Linked DNA regions of Homo sapiens: region 1 is linked to region 2. The links are chromatin loops, found by intact Hi-C in ENCODE. Cell type or tissue: natural killer cell. All regions are shown on one strand. Each heading gives the region's core, and the rest is flanking DNA. Links, peaks and the distances in the headings are about the cores only.

Region 1 (5,386 bases), core at 307-5,306, 270 kb after region 2:
AACATTTAATATATGCAAGATTCTGTGTTAAATGCTTTTCGGATATGATCTCATTTAATCTGTACACCATGTAAGGAAGGCACTTTAAAAAATCCTCAATTTACAGATGAGGTACCTGAAGACCAGAGGGGTTAACTCTCATTAAGTCCACACTGGATCCAAACAAGCACCCTTTTGACCCAGGAGCCTGTGCTATCTACTTGCTGCCTACTTGTTTCTCTGAGGTCTCGACCACAGAAGGATCTAGCTGGACAGCAATAGGTCTCGGAAGTCTGTCCCCACCAGCAATGGGGCTGGCCTCACTCAGACAGCCCTGGGGATATCAACAGCCTTGAAAGTCCCAGGACTTGTATTGGCAAAGTGATGCTCTGGTGACCTGGGATTGCTGCTACAGTGAAAAGCTATGACTAGCTATAAGGCACACATAAGACATTGCCCTGCCTCCTGTTTCCTCTGCACTATGGGATGTGCTTTTCAGGCTGGGTGAGGTGGCTCATGCCTGTGATCCCATCACTTTGGGAGGCTGAAGAGGGTGGATTGCATGAGCCCAGGAGTTTGAGACCAACCTGGGCAACACGACAAAACCCCATCTCTATAATAAAGACAAAAAATAATTTAACAAAAAAGATGCTTTTCAGAAACCATGGCTGTATAGAAATATCATTCCGAATGCTTGCAAAAGACCCAGTCATTGAGTGGCAGCCTTAACTCTCTTCTTTAGAAACTCAGTTTTTCATCTGAGTTTGTTTCTTTCTGTGGGCAGACCATGTTGCTGGTCCCATTGCTTTGGCTGATGAGTTCAATTATTTCCTGAATCAACTCCAGCCCATTGTTTTCAGACTGCTTCATGGTCATGGAACTTTGATCATAACACTAGTAAATGTGTTCCTTTCGCCCTGGCAAGGCAGGCTTACATATGAAATGATAGCATAACCTCACATCCTAGTGCAGGGGAGAACTTCAATCACTGTACTGCCATCTTCACCAGCACAAGGAAACACCTATAAGTCTTTTTTTTTTTTTCTATTCTTACACATTCTTCTTACTCAGGAGTCAGCAAACTATGGTCTTTAAACCAAATCCAGCCTGCACTCTGCTTTCATAAATAAAATTTTATTGGAACACAACTATGCTCACTTTTTAAAAATGTCTTACTTCTGGCTGTCTTCATGCTACAATGGCAGAGATGAATAGTCATAACAGGGAACAAATGGTCTAAGAAGCCTAGAATATTTACTATCTGACTCTTTACAGAAAAAGATCACCAACTCATGCTCTAACTTACTTTATTTTCTATTTCCATTGCTTGGACTGTTGTGATTTCCAGATTTGAGATTTCTTATGTGATCATCTAATATTTCATAATTCTTCAGTGACACCCATTGTCTCCAGTACAAATCCCAAATGAATTCGGCATACAAGGCCTTTCATAACTTGGTTCCTATCTAGATTTCTATCCTCTTCTCCATCAACCACACACATTTTCCATCAACCACACACATACCCTTGTGATAGAACCACAATAAGTTTGTCCTTCACGTGTAAATAGCCCAGGCTCTTGTATCTTCTGGTATGTTATAGGTTATGTTCTCTGCCTGGAGTCCACTTTCTTCATGCTAGGCAATAAGCCACTCTTTCTCTAAGAGCTAACCTATCATCTAGCCTTCATAATTCATCACTTTTCTTCTCCACTGTGTTTTAATAATTTGTTTTCACATCTGCCTATCCTATAAAACTGTGTTATTTCTTGAAGGCGGGGAACTCTGTCAATTGATTTTTATATTCAGTGTGTCCGACACATATTTTGGTGCATGGTAGATACTCAGTAGATGTTTATTTGACAAATGAATGGGCCAATAGAGAAATGCATGCCATGCGTATATTGGTGCTTCCATTAGTAAAGCACATGCTCTCCTTGGGATGAACCTCCCTATCTCCCACTCCCATTAACATTATCTGACAAGAGTCCGTTTTATGTGGGACAAACATGGGCTTAGCAATGAACATGAAATTGATGAACATGCTCTGTCTGCAAGTCTGCTGCTCACTAGCCCAGGCATCACTGGCTGAGGCACGTAACTTCTGCCCACTGGCCTGATCCATGAAGGTGGCAGAACAATTTATTTTTCCTGAAAGACTGTGAGCATTAGTCCCTATATCAGAAGAAGGTATAGAAATAAGGGAGACTATATTGGAATGTCTAAGGGAAAAGCCATGCCTAGGGCTGCCTGGACGTCAGAGACAGGTGAGAGTGCACATGTGTACACTTGGTAAGGCCAAGGCAGCTCTGCTGACAGGAAGGTTACCTCTGAGCCACGTGACTCAAGCTGCACAGAGCAGAGTCAGCCTTTGGAGAAGGTCAATGTGGTGAGGAGGGAGGGAGACTAGGACTTGGAGGTTTCTTTGGGCTCAGTCATTGGCTCAGTATTCAGCAGCAATTTTAGCCCAAACCTCAAGTCATAGACCAAGCAGAAAGAGCCTGGATTTTCTAGGACTAAATCATGGGTAAGGAGGAAGATAAGACAAGAAAAATGCATGGGGAAAGAGGGAGAAATAAGAAGAGATCAAAGCAGTCAGGGTGAAGAAATAAAAATAAAAGCAAGGGGGTGAGATCACATGAGCAGAGGTGGTAGACTGTGACCACTTGTCATTCATAAGGTCTCAGGCATTTCCTGGGCAGCTTCTCTCCACTTCAAGCCTGTATCAGTTCCTCTACCGATCAAGCCGGCATTTTCTGCCTTTCCCACCTCTGTGCTCTCTCCCTCTTCTCTTTTTCCTTTCATCTCTTCCTCTCTAGTTCTCTATCCCTCCTCCTGCCTGCCTTAGCCTCTATTCTCCTCCTTTTTTCCTCTCTCTCACTACTCTTCTTGCCCTATTTCCAAAGCCTCCTTTCCAGTGTTAACTTGATCCAGAAAGGATCTTGCCTCTTGGGGAGAGAGCTCAAAAGCAGTGAAAAGAGGCTGCTTTCTATTGGAATTGTCATGGAACCATGTCTGAAAGTACCAGGCTGGAGCACTGGCTCTATCCTGCCCCTGAGAAAAGTGACTGAACTTTCCTTTACACATACACACACACACACACACACACACATACACACCCCCCAACAACATGCCTACCAATTCAAACGCTCTCCTACACAGGAGACTGTAGTCTCCTGGCTCAAGGGAACAATGCCATTGTTCAGAATGTTTAACCTGATTCCTTTGTGGGGAGTTCCAAACTATCATAACCAAATTCTGATGTCATGCTGGTGGCAGGGAAATAACCCATCTGCTCTGGGCTAACCACGTTACATCAAGTTTTAATTACATGCAATTATATTGGTGGAGAGAGAAGAGGATGACTTGAATTGAGGCCCTGTCAGTAATCACAGGCTAGGCTAAAGGGACTTTTGCTGGGGAAGTTAATGGGTGCCCTTACACAGATGATACAAATACATGCTCTACAAAATGAATCAGTTGCCAAGTTCTGTTGGTTCATCCTGAGTGATGTCTGGGATTCTCCATCCCTCTGTTTCCTTTCCATTTCACCCTAGTGCCCCAGTTCAGCTCCTGTTGCTGTAATCCCAGACTATTAGCGTAGTCTTCCAAATACTTTCCACCCCTCCTGGAGCTTCCCTTTTCAACCCAAATTGCCTGCTAAGGGTAAATTGATTGTTGTAAAGAAAAATCTCATCATATAAGCTTTCCACTCACCTATAGAAAACAGCTCATTCTCTTGCCACATTTGTGGCTCCTAGCACATCTCCCACTATCCTCGTATATGGATCCTAGATTCTGGCCATGGTGGACCTTGAATATTCTCTAAACATGTCTCATGTTAATTATCATTGAAACTTTAAAAAAATTCAGCTGCAATATCTGATACTCCTGTTTACCTAATCTTCCAGACCCACTCATCTATGGTCTGGACTCTGAAGCCTCTTTATGATTAATGGTTCAGAAATGATGTCTCCCTCCCCTGAATCTTTAGAGCATTCAGATAGGTTTTATCCCTGTAAAGTGGCCCAATGAGGACACAATGGTCTGTACTAATAGCTCATTGAAGGCAGAGTTAGTTTATATTTAATCCATCTTTTATCTCCCACAGTGTCTTACACAGAGTAAAAACTGAATAAATAAATGATTTTTATCTATTGAACAAGTTTAAATACAATGGGGCTTGTAAGTTGAAATGGATGTCAAGGAAATAAAACACAAGGACAGAAAAAAATGTACAAATTACATATACAACCAATCTGACAGTCCATTGTGAGACTAAACCAATGCCAAGAAGTTGTTAGAAGCTTATGGATGGAAGCAAAAGGGTATAGAGACAGTGTGGGCGAAGTCTTTGAGACCAGAGGAAGATTGTGACTAAGTGGGAAGTTTTCTGTGCTAAGTGGTGTGCTGGCTGCCTTACCACACATCTCTCATTCAATCCTCACAACCACCCCGTGTTACATGTGAGGAACCTGCCTAGGGCCACACAGCTGGAAAGGCAGAGTCAGGACCCAAACCCAAGCTCCCAGACCCCAAGCCCATATTCTCTGCATGGCACAGTACTATCCTTCCCCTAACATATTGTCCCTGATGTAAGATGTCTGTCGTATCAAAACTACTGTCATTGTTATAGAAGTTAAAGTAGAAAGAAATTCATTTTTAGAATAAAGTTATACAAACTGTATTTTGGTTCTTTGTACTTCCCGGAAAAAAAAATTATGTTTTATTAAGTCACCTTTGCCTTGTCAAAATATTAAGACACTTTAAACACCCCTCTCTCCCCCTTGCTCCCTTCCCTGCCACTAACTCTATGACCCCAACCCTGTTCCCAAAAGCCTTGACAACTGCACTCTGTTCACCTGATTGTTATGACTTTATTCTTATATGTATGGCTTTTTGCTTGTGTTTTAATACAATAGTTATACATACATACATATATATAAAGTTATATATATGTGTAGTCACATATACACATGTATATATATATATGAGAGAACTTGAAAAAGTTCATGGAAAATGGAATTAAAAGATAAATATAAAGTATACGATCTTTATTTCTCAACATAAATTCTATCAAATTCAAGACATAATTGTAAGTGATGATACCAGCCATTTAGTCCACCCCTAGAGAACTGAGGGCCCTGGGAATTTAATCACATCAATGCAGTATTTTTTACATTATTAACTGGAGAAAAATGGGTGCCCTTTAAAGATTTTCTAAGGTTAGGAAACAAAAAGAAGTCAGAAGGAACCAAATCAGAACTGAAAGTGGGATGCCTAATGATTTTCCGTTGAAACTTTCACAAAATTGTCCTTGTTTGATGAGAGAAACAAGCAGGAATATTGTTGTGGTGAAGAAGGACTCTCTAGTAAACTTTCCTGGGCATTTTTCTGCTAAAGCTTTG
Region 2 (5,386 bases), core at 230-5,229:
CCCATTAAATACCTCCCTTATCCCAGAGTGTTTGGGAGAATGGCATGTAAAAAAACCATTCAGAAAGACTTAAGTGCCATATATACACATGTAGTTATTATTATTAATCATTATCATTTGATCATTATGATATTATTGTATATATTATTTATATATTATTTATTACAATTGATATTTGAGGGGGAAGTTCAGGATGGTGATAATCAATTTTAAGGTAGGACATTAGGTTTAGGTAACATTCACTTGTGGTACAAAAAATTAATGGCAATATCTGGGTTTATATTTGTCCCTAAATTTCTTATTTATTGTCCTGACATCTTGGTTTAATATTTTTCTTTCAAGTTCAGCTAATGCTGCATGTGGAGAGATGTAGATAACTTGGTAAAAGGATGAGTTCCCAAGAAGAGATGAGCATAGTTCAGTCTTTATCAAGAAAGCACCATCACTTTTCCTATACACAGCAATGTGATTATATTTCAAGGACCCAAGTTTATTTTTGAAACAGATATTTATATTTCAGGCAGCCTGCTTAAAACACGTATTAGATTTGAAGTGAGAATTTATTGCCTTTGTGGCTTTGAAGTCTATATTTTTTATATGATCTTCCAGAAGGAGCTCAGATTCTGTCTTCAATGGAGACCTGGCAGAGCTACTGTTGAGGCAACTGGCTGGAGGAGAGGGGTTTTAGTGCTTGGTCGTGGGGAAGAATTTTCTAAGCTTATCTTATGGTGCCACAGATGCAGTTTATTCATTTATTTGCCCAACAAAATCTTATTAAGTCTCTGCTTTGTGGAAGTTTCTGTACTAGGCTCTGAGATAACTGTTGCTCCAAATCACTTGTGATAGCTCTGTGTCTCACCCATGTGAAATTTAAAGTCGTCTCTCTGTCCAAAGAGCACTCTAGTGAGAAGATTCTAGTTTACATTTTACTCCTTGAAAACTCTGATCCTGGCACTCTCGTGTCTTCCAGTGACATGAAAGGGTTAATGTATGTTTTTCAGCACCTGTCACAATTCTGGAGCAACTCAGGCAGTCAAAAGAAGAGGGCTCAATTGATGTAGGCACAAGTGTGTGGGCATTTGGAACACTATACATAGGTTGCTCTTTTATTCTCTCTTCCCTCCTCCCAGCTTTGGCCTGGGGACATGAGTGGTGACTTAAATGAACCACAAAACATTGCTGGGAAAATCTACAGTGTGCTGAAGGAGGCAGCAAAGCATTGAGATGAACAGATTTGGGAGCTTTCTGAGCAGGGGAGAGATAGCACCTAGTATTTATGGGACAGTTAAACTCCCATGTGCTCTGGTACTATGAATCTGGAAAAGTGTCATCCAGTCATCAACCCAGGACTTCTCACTGGCATTTATCAAAGTCATGATACCTTCCAAATGCGAATGATGGGACACAGCCAGACAGTTCATCCAGAACTACATTGTTATAACTCTTGTTGCTTCCTAAATGAAAGGATATATTTCATCTGCATGGATGGACAGTTGCTTTTCTTTTCTTCTCTTTTTTCTTTTCTTTTCTCCCTTCCTTCCTTCTTTCTTTTCTTCCTTCCTTCCTTCCCTCCTTTCTTCTTTCCTCCTTCCTTCCTTTCTTCTTCCTTCTTTCCTTCCTTCCTTCATCCCTTCCTTCCTTCTTTCTTCCCTAAAGCTCCTGCATTTACTTATTACCTGAGCAACTCCTGTAGGTCTTAAGATCCCAGAGGCAAAAGTATCCTAACATAGACTTACAGAGAAACAGCCACAGAAGTAGGTTTTTATCACCAGAGTGCTGCCGAATTCAACAGGAGCATCTGTGGAAAAGTAGAACAAGGTTTATTATTTTCAGAAGACTGGAGTTTGAACCCAAGCTTGCCACTTAGCAACATTTTGGCCTTGGGCTAGTTATAATCTTTCTGAACCATGCTGTTCATACCGTACACTCACTCCCTGACCGTGATCAATCTAATCATTAATAGATACTGCTGTAATGAATTTTTATACTTTCTACAAAATATCTCACTTGTCAGAACCCACCCATATCAGTCAGTTATTGTCACAGTAATGCTGTATAAGAAATATCTCAAAAGTCAATGGCTTAAAATAAACCATCTTTTATACTAACTCATGTAATTTTGGGTCAGCTCCAGGTTGAGTAATCCAGCCTAGTCTCTGTTGAGCTTGACTCCAATTTTCAGTTTGAGTTCAGGCCTTCTCCATGTGTGTCTCATTCTCTTTGGACCATAACTAGCTATGGCATGCTGTTCTCATTGTCTTCATCTGTAACTTGGGTGCATAAATGCCTGCTCTGGTTGTTCATTCCACAAAGTCTGGGTTCTTTCTATGTGCCCAGTACTGTGCTACACACTAGAGACACAACTCTGTTCCTGGTCCCAGGGAGTGGAAAGAGAAACACTGAACATATAAGCATGGTTAGGGTCATGAAGAAAAAGTGTAGCACATGGCAGAATCAGGAAATAGGAAGTCCTTACTTATTCTGGAGAGTCTCCTCAAGGAAATACTGTTTATACTGTTTGAGCTGAGATAGGAAAAACAAGCGTTCAATTATTAGATATTGGGATATCAGGAAGATTCCAGGCCTAGGGAAGAGGGTGTGTGAAAGGCATGGCGGGGAAGACAACAGTGCATGTTATTTACAATATAGTATTGTGAGACAATTTTTAAAAACTGCATTTGGCAGAGCTGTATCAACTGCTATGGACATTTGCCAAGGACCATCAGGCCCTCTATGGAGCCATGAAAGAGACCCTAAAGAGACTTCATTCACCTAAATGCATGTGTATCCTCTAAGCTAACACTGCTTAGTGTTTGCAAGGCTTATTTCTGGATTAAAGAGGTAATCAAAGTCTGGATATAGTGGGAATAAAACTCTGATCCTTGCCTAGATTTGATATCCTGGTCAGTGGAAGGCCACATGGAGGGTATGAGTCAATGTATCAGCTGTTTTATGTGTTAGTGATGGTTTCATTTTGTAGCAAGATGGGGCTATTTTCCCCTTAAGTTCACAGTTTCTCTTGCGAGGTGTGGCAGCGCTTCCTGTTGTACAAGACAGATGTTGCCCTGGTGTTACATGAATCATCGTATCTCCCTCATTTAATTTAAAGAAAGCCAATTTTTAGTGATTGAGGTAGAAAGGAAGACCCATTTATTAGTGATGGCACCCACTGACCAATGTTCTAAGCCAGATACAACCTTCCAGCTCATGTCAATCAGGAGGAGTGCCCTGTCTGCTCAGGCACACACACAAAGTTGGGGGTAGTCTTTGTCCTCCATCTTTGTGGTTGTTAGACCCTGAGCCCAGTCTCCCAGCCCCCTTCACTGCATCTCCGTGGGTCTTTGTATTAGTGCATTCTTACATTGCTATAAAGAAATACCTGAGACTGGACAATGTATAAAGAGAAGAGATTTAATTGGCTCACAGTTCTTCAGGCTGCACAGAAAGCATGATGCTGGCATCTGCTCGGCTTCTGGGGAGGCCTCAGGAAACTTAAATTTATGGCAGAAGGCAAAGGAGGAGCAGATACAACTTACATGGCAGGAGCAGGGGCGAGAGAGAGAGAGAGAGAGATGGAGGAGGTGCCACACACTTTTAAACAACCAGATCTCATGAGAACTCACTCAGTAACCTGAGGACAGTACCAAGGGAGATGTTGCTAAACCATTCATGAAAAACCACCCCTATGAGCCAATCACCTCCCACCAAGCCCTGCTTCCAACATTGAGGGTTACAATTCAACATGAGATTTGTTGGTGACACAGATCCAAACCGTATCAGTCTTGTGGATTATTTTTCATGGCCTCCTGAGCATCGGCTTGAGAGAGGTAGAATGAGCTCATCTTTGCTCAAAGCCATGCTAGAATTACAGGCACAATTTCTGGAAATTATGCAACCAGTATTTTTTTCTAGTTCTGTGATCTCCAAGAAAAGGCTATAGGTTTCTAGTACAGGAATTGGCAAACATTTCCTTTTTTGTAAAGGTCTGATGTTTTAGGCTTTACAAGCCACTTGTGGTCACTACCACATATTCTTTGTTTGGTTATGTTACAACTCTTTAAAAATGTAAAAATATTTTTTAGTCTAGCTGTAAAGAAACTGGCTACAGGCTGGATTTGGCTCATGGGCTGCGATTTCCCATCCCAGGATCTAGGGCAAAGCTGGACCAGAGCCAGGTAGCCCAACCTGATGAGCTGCCTCTTCCCTTACACTCTTCGGCATTAATAATTGTCAAATAGATGTTTTATGTCTAACAGGGTCCATTTACATTGCAGTTTACGTAAGATAATGGGGTCATTTCTAAGACTTGTTTTTACTCTGCTTGCAAGCTAATAAGTTAGACTGCCACAGTTTCATGAGACATGGTTGAATTCACAAAACTCCTGGCTCAGAGAAGAAGAACAGATTATTCGTTGCAACAGCAGTGGACAGATTGTACAGATTACAAGCTTGTTGTGATGGTTCCTCAAGCTCTGGTTCCCACAAGGTGAGGCCCAGAGAGCCAGATGATGTCTGCCTATGTAGTGGGTTACATTACAGAAGAAAAATATTGAGTTTATTAAAAAGAATCTTTCATAATGGGCAATAAGCACATTTACCTTTTGTAGCAGTGGGACAGACTATCTCTCCCATCCCAGGCTATAGCAAATCTGTTCTTTTTTCTTGAGGAAAATACTACCTCCATCTTCCAAGGCTGTTACAAATATCCTTGAAAAGATAGTCCAGGGGGGAAAAAGGTAGTTGGAGCCTTACTTGTACTACATGTAGAAATATAAGACATCCATGGAAAATTGTCTTTCAATAGACAACTGGTATCTGCTTATATTAATGTGACAGTCCATCCATTTTGGAGAAATAAAACATCAAGTAACCCATTTCTGGTGTAAGTGATCTTTTCCTAGTGCCCTGTACTTATGATGTCATCTAAGAACAGATCTAAGATCCAATCTTAAGATTATATAGTTCCATGATAGCTAATCACTTTGATACAGGGATTTTGGCTCCAGGACAAAGAAAAGGAACAACAGCAGCTGGGCGCAGTGGCTCACACCTGTAATCCTGGCACTTTGAGAGGCCGAAGCGGGTGGATCACCTGAGGTCAGGAATTCAAGATCAGCCTGACCAACATGGAGAAACCCCATCTCTACTAAAAATACAAAATTAGCCAGGGTGGTGGTGCATCCCTGTAATCCCAGCTACCCGGGAGGCTGAGGCAGGAGAATTAATTGAACCCGGGAGGCGGAGCTCGTGGTGAGCCGAGATTGCGCCATTGCACTCCAGCCTGGGCAAAAAGAGCGAAACTCCATCTCAAAGAAAGAAAGAAAGAAAGAAAGAAAGAAAGAAAGAAAGAAAGAAAGAGAGAGAGAGAGAGAGAGAGAGAGAGAGA

Evidence for each region. Peaks named below come from ENCODE experiments on the same cell type or tissue, not always from the same donor. Only the 100,000 strongest peaks of a DNase experiment are listed, where the experiment ranks them.
Region 1: it touches region 2 in a loop (3-fold over the local background); 1 of 110 quality-filtered maps calls a loop at or near these places.

What each region holds. Positions count from the first base shown.
Region 1 is chr1:221,791,187-221,796,572 of GRCh38, forward strand. No RefSeq gene overlaps it. Among named protein-coding and RNA genes, the nearest start is that of LINC01655, 47 kb to the right of the region's middle. In natural killer cell, for the core only: no CTCF peak of the experiment used is centred there; DNase peaks (open chromatin) are centred at 2,365, 2,665 and 3,295; H3K27ac peaks cover 1,057 bases.
Region 2 is chr1:221,518,878-221,524,263 of GRCh38, forward strand. No RefSeq gene overlaps it. Among named protein-coding and RNA genes, the nearest start is that of LINC02817, 190 kb to the left of the region's middle. In natural killer cell, for the core only: no CTCF peak of the experiment used is centred there; a DNase peak (open chromatin) is centred at 3,024; H3K27ac peaks cover 1,197 bases.